Regions from separate parts of the Mus musculus genome. Here region 2 is linked to region 1. Evidence: chromatin contacts called from ENCODE POLR2A ChIA-PET data. All regions are on one chromosome and are shown on one strand. Each heading gives the region's core, a stretch centred on a gene start or an enhancer-like site at or near the end of the contact. The rest is flanking DNA. Distances are from core to core; before and after follow the strand shown. Region 1 holds the start of Eif4b (eukaryotic translation initiation factor 4B). Region 2 holds the start of Spryd3 (SPRY domain containing 3).

Evidence for each region. ChIA-PET counts read pairs that join two places held with the same protein, here RNA polymerase II (POLR2A).
Region 2: POLR2A ChIA-PET joins it to region 1 with 24 read pairs in Patski. The contact joins the promoter of Spryd3 here to the promoter of Eif4b in region 1. POLR2A ChIA-PET finds 5 or more read pairs at or near these places in 4 of 5 experiments (Patski and embryonic stem cell).

Annotation. Positions count from the first base shown.
Region 1 is chr15:102,072,395-102,077,062 of GRCm38, forward strand. Eif4b (eukaryotic translation initiation factor 4B) reads left to right here and starts at 1,379. Exons shown (of 15, transcript NM_145625.3): 1 at 1,379-1,569. The coding sequence starts at 1,557.
Region 2 is chr15:102,133,461-102,137,773 of GRCm38, forward strand. It overlaps Spryd3 (SPRY domain containing 3), which reads right to left and starts at 2,755. Exons shown (of 11, transcript NM_001033277.3): 1 at 2,676-2,755; 2 at 1-102. The coding sequence starts at 2,698.

The DNA.
Region 1 (4,668 bases), core at 129-2,628:
ACCACTTTTGTATGTGGTGCTCCATACTGAGCTAAGAAAAGTATTTCTGTCTTCTTGTTTTGTTTTTGTTTGGTTGGCTGGTTTAGGGGTTATTTTGTTTTGTTTAGTTTTGTTTTGAGACAGGGTCTGTGTGTATGTAGCCTTGGCTGACTTGGAACTGGATATGTAGACCAAATTAGCCTCAAACTCTCTATACATAGAGATTTGCCTTTGTCTGCCTTCCAACTGTAGGAATTAGAGATGTGTGCCAGCTGGGCATGGTAATGAATACTGTTAATCCCAGCATTCAGGAGGCAGAGATAGGTGGCTCTCTGAATTTAAAGTCTTGCCTGGTCTACATAATGAGTTCCAGGACAGCCAGTGCTATGTAGAGAGACCCTGTTTCAAAACACCAAATTAAATATAAGTAAATAAATTAATTAAGGGTATGTGCCACCATGCCTGTTTCTGCAAATCATTTTTTAAAGTATATTTATTTTTATTTTATGTGCATTGCTGTTTTGCTGCATGTATGTCTATATGAGGGTGTCAGATCCTTTGGAACTGGAGTTAGAGTTGTGAGCTGCCATGTGGGTGCTAGGAATTCTGGAAGAGTAGTCAGTGCTCTTAACCGCTGAGCCATCTCTCCAACCCCTGTTTTTATTTGTTTGTTTTTTGTTTGTTTTATGGTTTGTATGTTTTAGGGTCATAAAAAAATTTTAGGAGCTGGAATTGTGGCTCAGTGGCTAAGAATGTTCCCTGTTCTTGTAGAGGGGCAGGCCATCTGGAGTTGTACCCAACTGCCTTTTACTCTATTAGCCTACTTACCTGTAATGTTTATCATTTGTAGTATTTTATTCAAGGTAGTTTTAATCCCTTTTTATATCCACAAATGTCTGTTAAACAGTGCCTGGCACGTGGCTGGTGTTCAATAGTTTCACTTTTTGAAATATATATTTTTAAAAAAAATGAAGCATTCGCTGTAAGAAATGTGGCTAGCCACTCGGTGCTGGCCCTTGTCAGTCCATTGGAGGGTTAAATGAGGCAAAAGCCCATGGTTCAAATGTTACCTTCTTAATTGAAACCATTCTACGGAACATTATATTTTCTTTGTCTTTACAAAAAGTGATTTAAAAAGAAACTCAGAATCTTCCCTTCGGAAAAAATCAATTGTGGCACACCCATTCTAGATTCCAAGTCCACTCTGTTCCATAGAATCAGCAAGTGCGACCCCGCCCTTCGCGCCGATCCAGCACCCACAAGTCTGTGCGCCAGGAGACTCCGCCCCGGGCGCAGATCGGACCGGACGGCCGCGCCGGGCCCGACGTAAAGCGAAGGGTTTCGCGACAGCTCAGACTCCACCCCTTCGGCCACATGTCGCGCAGGTCTTCCCGTCGGACGCCGCGCCACCCCCTCGCGCTGCTTTACGAACCCAGCGCGGCGGCGGCGCCCCGCCTTCTGCCTCCGTCCTCGGCTCCCCGCCCCCTCCTGGTTTCACGTCTCCAAGCCCGTCGCGCCCGCTATAATCACGTGACTGCCTCATCCGGGTCCTTTGCGTTCTCTCTCCCTCTCCCAACATGGCGGCCTCAGGTGAGTGAGCGGCCGAGCGTGGCCAAAGACCAGGCTCGGAAACAGCCTCCGGGCTTGGTCCGCTCCTTGCTGGAGGTCGGGGGCAGGAGGCACCGGCTCCTTTCGGACCTGGGGGCAGCGGCAGGCTAGCGGCATGGCCGCTTGAGGTTACCGCCTCGGGATGTCTAGGGGGAGGGGAAGGCCTTCCCCTCCCCCTCACACCCTTTTCACCCCGTTGCGCGAGGTTGGAGTAGGCAGAAATGGTGGACCCTGCCTTCAATTGGAGGAGGCAGCACAGAGAGACGTGCGGGAGGCGCGAGGCTCTCAAAGGCGTGAAGCACCGCGCCCGCGCCAAGGCGCGGGTGGAGGAAGGAGGCGGTTGGCGCGCGGACCGGAACACATTGGGCCGGGTCTCCAAGGCGCGAGGCCGTTGCGGACCCTCGTGGGGGCGGGGGGGTGCAGTTAGAACGCGAGCGCGAGGCTGTGGAGGGGCCGATGAAAGCAGCGGTGCGCGTGCGCGGCACGGGCGACGAGGCGAGGTGGTGGAGAAGGCGCGCCTCAGAAACACGCGCTGCTGGACTCCAGATGGGAAGCCTGGATGGACCTGGCTTTTGCTCGTTTATGACCTTGTACTTTAAGCTTTAGTCGGTTTGGGAGCGTGGCACGGCCGCTGTACTCCCAAGCGAACGCATATTAGGTTTGGCCCCACTATAGTTGGGGGTAGGGAACCCAGGGTGCTCCCACGTGTTAGGTGCTGTAGGGATAGACACCTAGATTTCTCCTGTGCCTTTTTCTTTCCACCTCTTGATTCAACCAACAGTTTTTATTGAGTGCACACTATATGCCAGGCAGAGGTGGGGAAGGAAATCGGGGCGTTGCATTATATAGAACTTCCATTTTTTGGGTAGTTTTAGTGTCAGGATTCAGCTTTTGTCATTTTCCCAGATAACTGGGAAACTTCCAGAAGGTGCTATTAAAATAGTGGCTAGAGGTTCTGCGTGCGTTTGTTTGTTTGGTGGAATGTATATTCCCTGCATTGCAAGTGAGGTTTGTGGAGGTCGTTTCGGGTTTTGTTTTTTTGTTTTGTTTTGTTTTCCAAGTTTTTTGCTTTTTGGGTTTTTTTGGCATTTGCAGTGGACCTGTGAATACCAGAGGGCTTTTAGACACCCAGCATTAGTTTTCGTTTTAGTTTATTTTTTATAGCATAATCTGTTAAAAATACCTTTTGGATTGCTGTGCCTAAACTGTGCGACAAGGTCTCTCATTTAGCTCTTGACTATCTGACCAGGCTTGCCTTGGGGTTGTTGGGATTAAAGGTGTTTAGCAACACGCCTGGCAACATTCAGTGTCTTAACCAGAAGTCCATCTTTTCTAATATTACAAGGAAATCGGGTTCTGTCTTTGGAAAACTTTCTCACTGAATCTACTGCCTTCGGCCATGAGAACTTCCTTTCCTCCCCTGCATTGCTGGACATTGAACAGAGTTTTTGGCCGTGCCAGGCAAGCACTCCAAGCTAAATCCCCAACCCTGGGTAACAGCTTTTGTTAGTAGAGCACTTAATTGAACAAGCCTGTGAGAGCATGTAAAGAACTGGTGGTTTCTCCAGCTGAGGAAAAATTGCTCAAAGATTTGTCGAGGGTCACGTTGTTTGCAGGTAGCAGATCAGACAGAGTCACAGTCCTGGAAACACCAGGTTCCTAGCTGGGCTCATTAAGATTGTAAGTACAAGAACGAAGTTGGAATTGATGGCTAAAAGGATCGTCTACAAATTACAAAAACGTATTTTAATCAGTGAAAAATACTCCTTGGCTTAAAGTTTAGTGTCTTAACTAAATGAGAAATCTAGATGAATTTCCTCTTGGGAGATTCTTAGTGGTGAACGACATAGCTGGACTGGGGAGATGGTTTGGGGCACTTGGTGCCAATGCTGTCAACTTGAGTTTGAAGAATCCTTGTAGTAGAGGTGGGAGCAGACTCCTGCAGGTTGTCCTTTAACCTGTGTGCAATCAAAAAATAGTCAAAAGTTAAAAGAGAAAAAGACACCCTGGTAAGTTGTGTATTTGGTTTTATTCTGTTGACTGTGATCCACTGGTTTACAAGATTTCCCTGATGGTGTCTCCTTTCCTTTTTCTTTAATAATCTGCCCTCCTAGGAAGGTCTCCTCTCCAATTCAGTTCAGAGTTGGAAATGGGTCTTGGGTTTTCTCTGTAAAAATGCCAGATACAACTTAATCACTATTTGGTAAGGTGAAAAAATATTTGAGACAATACTAGTTTCCATATGACCTTAGTATCTTTGTCTCAGAGCTGACTGACAAATGAGGATTCTTTTAAGTTTCTAGGAAACCTGAACCTATGTAGGCAATTCTTTAGTTGCTTCTTTAAAAGAAGACTTAAATCTATGAGGGTTTAGCTGAGCAAGCTACCTTGAGTATTGTCCTAGCACTCAGAAGGTTGAGGCTGGAAGATTGCCATAGTTCCAGGCTAGCCTGGACTACAGTGAGATCCTGGCTCAGAAAAAGGGCCTTTACATTTTTATTGTGGCTATATGAGTTGTTAAGTGAGCTGTCTCAGTTTTTTTCATTTGTTAATGAACAGTTTATCTCTAAGGAATCGTGTTTGATACAGGTTACTTTAAAATTGTAGTTAGTGTATAAGCTGTGCCTAGGACTTTAATTGATAAGACAGGCATGCTGTGAGGTGTTTCTTTGGTTTTTTTCAGTGAGAAGATGTATTAAATGGTTTCTTTTTTGTGTTGATCTTCATAGTGAAACAGTTTCAAGAACTAGTTAAATGTATACAAATTATCTTTTTGTACAGAGTATTTGTTGCTCTGTAAGGATACTTAGATCAAGAAGTCAAATACTAAGTATTGTCAATTGAAGGAAAATGGTGTTTCATATTGAAACAGTATGTATGTTTACTTTAATAATAGCTTTGAGCTGCGTGTGGTGGCATCTTTAATCCCAGCACTTGGGAGGCAGTGGGAGGCGAATTTCTGAGTTTGAGGTCAACCTGATCTATAGAGTGAGTTCCAGGACAGCCAGGGCTACACAGAAACCCTGTCTCAAATAACAAAACAAAATAGCTTTGAGATGTAATTTACAAGGGAACTAACTG
Region 2 (4,313 bases), core at 1,505-4,004, 62 kb after region 1:
TATCGGAAGGCCCGGACCTCTCGGATCTCCCGAATCCTCCTTCGCCAGTTCAGAAACCGGTAGTGCAAGTTGAGGTCATCCATCTTGTTCATGAGAACAAACCTGTGACAAGACAGATGGCTGAGAAGGAAGCAGGGCTCAGAGCAGAGGACCCCAGCCTGCTCAACCCTGAATGTACAAAGTGCACCAGACTTGACGCCGGATGTCCAAATACATCAAGAGCTCCAGCCTCAGCCACTCAGGCAATACGTATTTATTGGGATTTTTTTTTTTTTTTTTTTTTTTTGGGTTTTTTCGAGACAGGGTTTCTCTCTATAGCCCTGGCTGGCCTGGAACTCACTTTGTAGACCAGGCTGGCCTCGAACTCAGAAATTTGCCTGCCTCTGCCTCCCAAGTGCTGGGATTAAAGGCCTGCGCCACCACCGCTCGACCTTTATTAGGATTTTTATTGTTTATCGTGTGCTCTGTTATCAGAGTTAGGAACAAAGTTATGAGCAAGGTAGAGGAATCTGGATGCTTGTTCTCACAGAGTTTCCACTCAAGTGGGCATAGGGGAGCATGGCAGATAATAAATACAAATGGTCATATTTTTTAAAAAATTTTTTGTCTTATTTATTTATTATATGTAAGTACATTGTCACTCTTCCATTACGGATGGTTGTGAGGCACCATGTTGTTGCTGGGATTTGAACTCAGGACCTCTGGAAGAGCAGTCAGTGCTCTTAACCACTGAGCCATTTCTCCAGCCCACAAATGGTCATTTTAACCAGTGGAAGAAAAAAAAAAAAAAAAAACCCACAGAGATGTAACAAAATAGCGGACAGGGACAGACTCTGAGGTACTGCCTGAAAAACTGAAAGAGAGGCAGGCAGTGTAACAGTGTAACAAAAACCATTCCATACAGAAGAAACAGTTGCTCAGGCCCATGGTTAGAAAAAAGGTGTCATGGCAGAGAAAAACAGCCCACCAGAGCCATTGTATGTAGGGAAAGTGAATGACAATAAGGTAAGGGGGGAGAGGAGGTGTTGGAGAGATGGCTCAGCAGTTAAGAGCACAGACAGAGGTCCTGAGTTCAAATCCCAGCAACCACATGGTGGCTCACATCCATCTGTAATGAGATCTGATGCCCTCTTCTGGTGTGTCTGAAGACAGCTACAGTGTACTTACAAAAAATAAATAAATCTTAAAAAAAAATAAGAAGCCAGGCGGTGGTGGGTGGTGGCGCAGGTCTTTAATCCCAGCATTCAGGAGGCAGAGGCAGGCGGATTTCTGAGTTCAAGGCCAGCCTGGTTACAAAGTGAGTTCCAGGACAGCCAAGGCTATACAGAGAAACCCTGTCTCCAAAAACAAAAACAAAACAACAACAACAAAAAAAAAACCAGAGTAGAATAAGGTGGCAAGATATGGAAGCACAGGCCTTTAATGCCAACACTCCAGAGGTAGTGGCAGGTGGTTATCTATGACTAAGAGGCAGCCAGCCTGGTCTCAAAGCAAATTTCAGAAGACAGCAAGGTTTAGACAGAGAAACCCTGTCTAAAAAAACAAAAAGAACAGGGTAAAGCAAGAGTCTATCCACAGTCAGGACTTTTAAATTTTATTTCAAGGGTAATGAAAAACTTCTAGGGAATTGTAAACAAGAAACGGTATGAATTTTTTGTTTGTTTGTTTTTCTGAGACAGGGTTTCTCTGTGTACCTCTGGCTGTCCTGCAACTTACTAGCCTTGAACTCTGGCCTGCCTCTGCCTCCTGGGTGCTAGGATTAAAGTGTGTACCCCCACCCTGCCTGAAGCCCATGCTGTTCAATTCACTGAGCCTTCTCTTCTGCCAGAACCCCAGCCCTTTTTAGTCCGCAGAGGTAAACGGATTTCTGAATTCTTCAACAGCCTGCTCTACATAGTGTGTGCCAGGGTAGACAGGGCTACACAGTGAGGCCCTGTCTCAAACAAAAGAAAAAACAACTTAGCAGATCTTAACTCCAAGTTGTAACAGAATTCAGAGGGCCGCAGCCCCTAAAGCAGCAGCAGTACCGGAGAAAAACATGGGACTCTCTCGGTATTTAGACAACCAGCAAGGCCAGTAAATGAATGAATGAATAAAATCTTCCAGAGATCCAAAAGCGGGAAAACCATGAAGAAATATTTTCTTCCTGCCTCCCAAACACCTGGCACTGTGCCCTACACACAGTAGGTGCTTAGCAATCCTGGGCTAAGCTGAGTTCGATCCCAATGTGCACATTGGGGCTCTTCTGCAGGAGCTACAGACCAGCACATGCCCCACAAGAGCAGACACCTGCGGCGCAGCACTGGGATCCCCCAGGGCCCTGGGCCAGGACTCGAACCCAGGTAGATGCCGGAGCCCCAGATCTGAAGGCATCGGATCTTCGAGAACCTGACAGCCTCAGCACCAAGCAGCTGCCGCCGCACTGGGTCCGGGCACGGCCTCAGGACCGCGGGGTCTCTCAGGTGACACCCGGGACCACCCGGCCTTAACCTGTCAATGAGGCTACGCCCCGTCGTCACAGGCCCTGGCTGCAATGGGGAGGGTGCGCGGCGAGAGGAACGCCCGTGACCGGAGCCCCTGGCCCCGCCCTGAGGCCGCAGCCGTCGCCCAGGACCCCCGCCTCGAGATCTGCAGAGACCGAGGCCTCCGGGACCCCGCCCCCGATCCCCGCCTACCGGGGCCGCCGCGTCCTCCTCATCCATAGGCCTCTCAGCTCCGCGTTGTAGCTCTTCGGCCGCCGCCACCACACACATCCGGGTCCCCGCCCTTCCTCTGCTCCGTCAGGCCCGCCCCCACCGCTAAATCTGACCAATCCGCAGCGCTTCTTGAAGATGGGCGCCCTCAGCAGCCAATCGCAGGGCACAGGCGGTGCGGAGCGCGGCCCGGTGAGCTGGGTACCTAACACTCGGCGGCGTCTGAGGAACCCTGGTGTCGGGAGGGTGGGGGAGGCGACGTGGCTGCCCGGACGCCACCTCGGACGCCTGGAGCTCAGGGAGGCGGTCAAGGGGCGGCTCCCTTGGGGCGGAGTAGGTCCCTGTGCCCGTGCGCGAGCTTCGTGTTCCCAGAGCCAGAAGTGATGCTAAAAACCTCTCTGGAATGTCCTTTTGAGCCACTTAACGGCATGGGGGGGGGGATTTTTTTTTAATGTTATCTCCTATTTTACGCGTGAGAAGCCAGAGGCTGATCTCCACAGCGGCAGCACTCGGCTGGCACCACATGCTTTCTTCTCTCCGGAGCACCCCTTTGCACCACGTTCGTTCATTCCAGGACAGGCGTTCCAGAACAGGAGAGAACATATGCAAAAGGCACAGTGGGATGAAACCCGGGTGCTCTTTGGGCTTGGGCTTGGTAGGAAAAGTTAGCTCGGGTCAGAATGTACCGGAAAGGATACTAATCTTTATCATGCACCTCCTATAAAGGGTATGATTGTCCTTGGAAGGAATTGGGATTCTTGGACGACTTCAACGTTTTGCTCTTAAGACTGAATATTCTTTCCAGAAAGACTCATCCTGTGTCAGAAACATAAACGAACATATTTGTGTCTTTCCACATCTAAATTTATTGAGTATCAAATACATCAGCAAGCGATGTCAGCTTCATTGGCGGCAATTTGCCAATTAGACCTGATTTACATTGATAATGGGCCCTTACCAAACACATGAACTTTTACTTTAATATTAATTACTAACTCTTGGGTCACAGATTACATATCCTGTGTGTACTTATGTAGGTTAACAACATGGCTAGAAAAGGGTTAAAGAAGCCACAGCATAATTCAAGAGTTCAGAGGCCTTACTAGAGACAAGAGCTGATAGAGTGCAAAGTCACTGCAGCCAGAGAACAAACCTAGCTGGGGAGCTGCTGAAGGTTCCAGCCTGGGATGCAGCCATAGCTGCAGGTCACAGGGCTGAACACCTTCAGAGGCAAAATGTGAGACTGGGTATGGATGAATACGTGGGCAACCCGTAATGCGAGTAGGTTCCATCAGCTGTGGACCCCAGTTGGGCTGAAGCCCCAGAAACAGTCAGCATTTCTCTGTTGTCCTTTGAGGCACACACAAGGTAGTTGGTAGGGACCACTGTCCCCAGAGTGTTAGACACCTTCCTCATGGGGTCCAACTGAGGGTGTTTCTTGGTCTGATTATGTTTAATACATTCTTTTTGTTGTTGTTGTTTTCAAGACAGGGTTTCTCTGTGTAGCACTGGCTGTCCTGGAACTCACTCTGTAGACCAGGCTGGTCTTGAACTCAGAAATCCCACCTGCCTCTGCCTCCCAACTGCTGGGATTAAAGGCGTGCACCATCACTTCCCGCC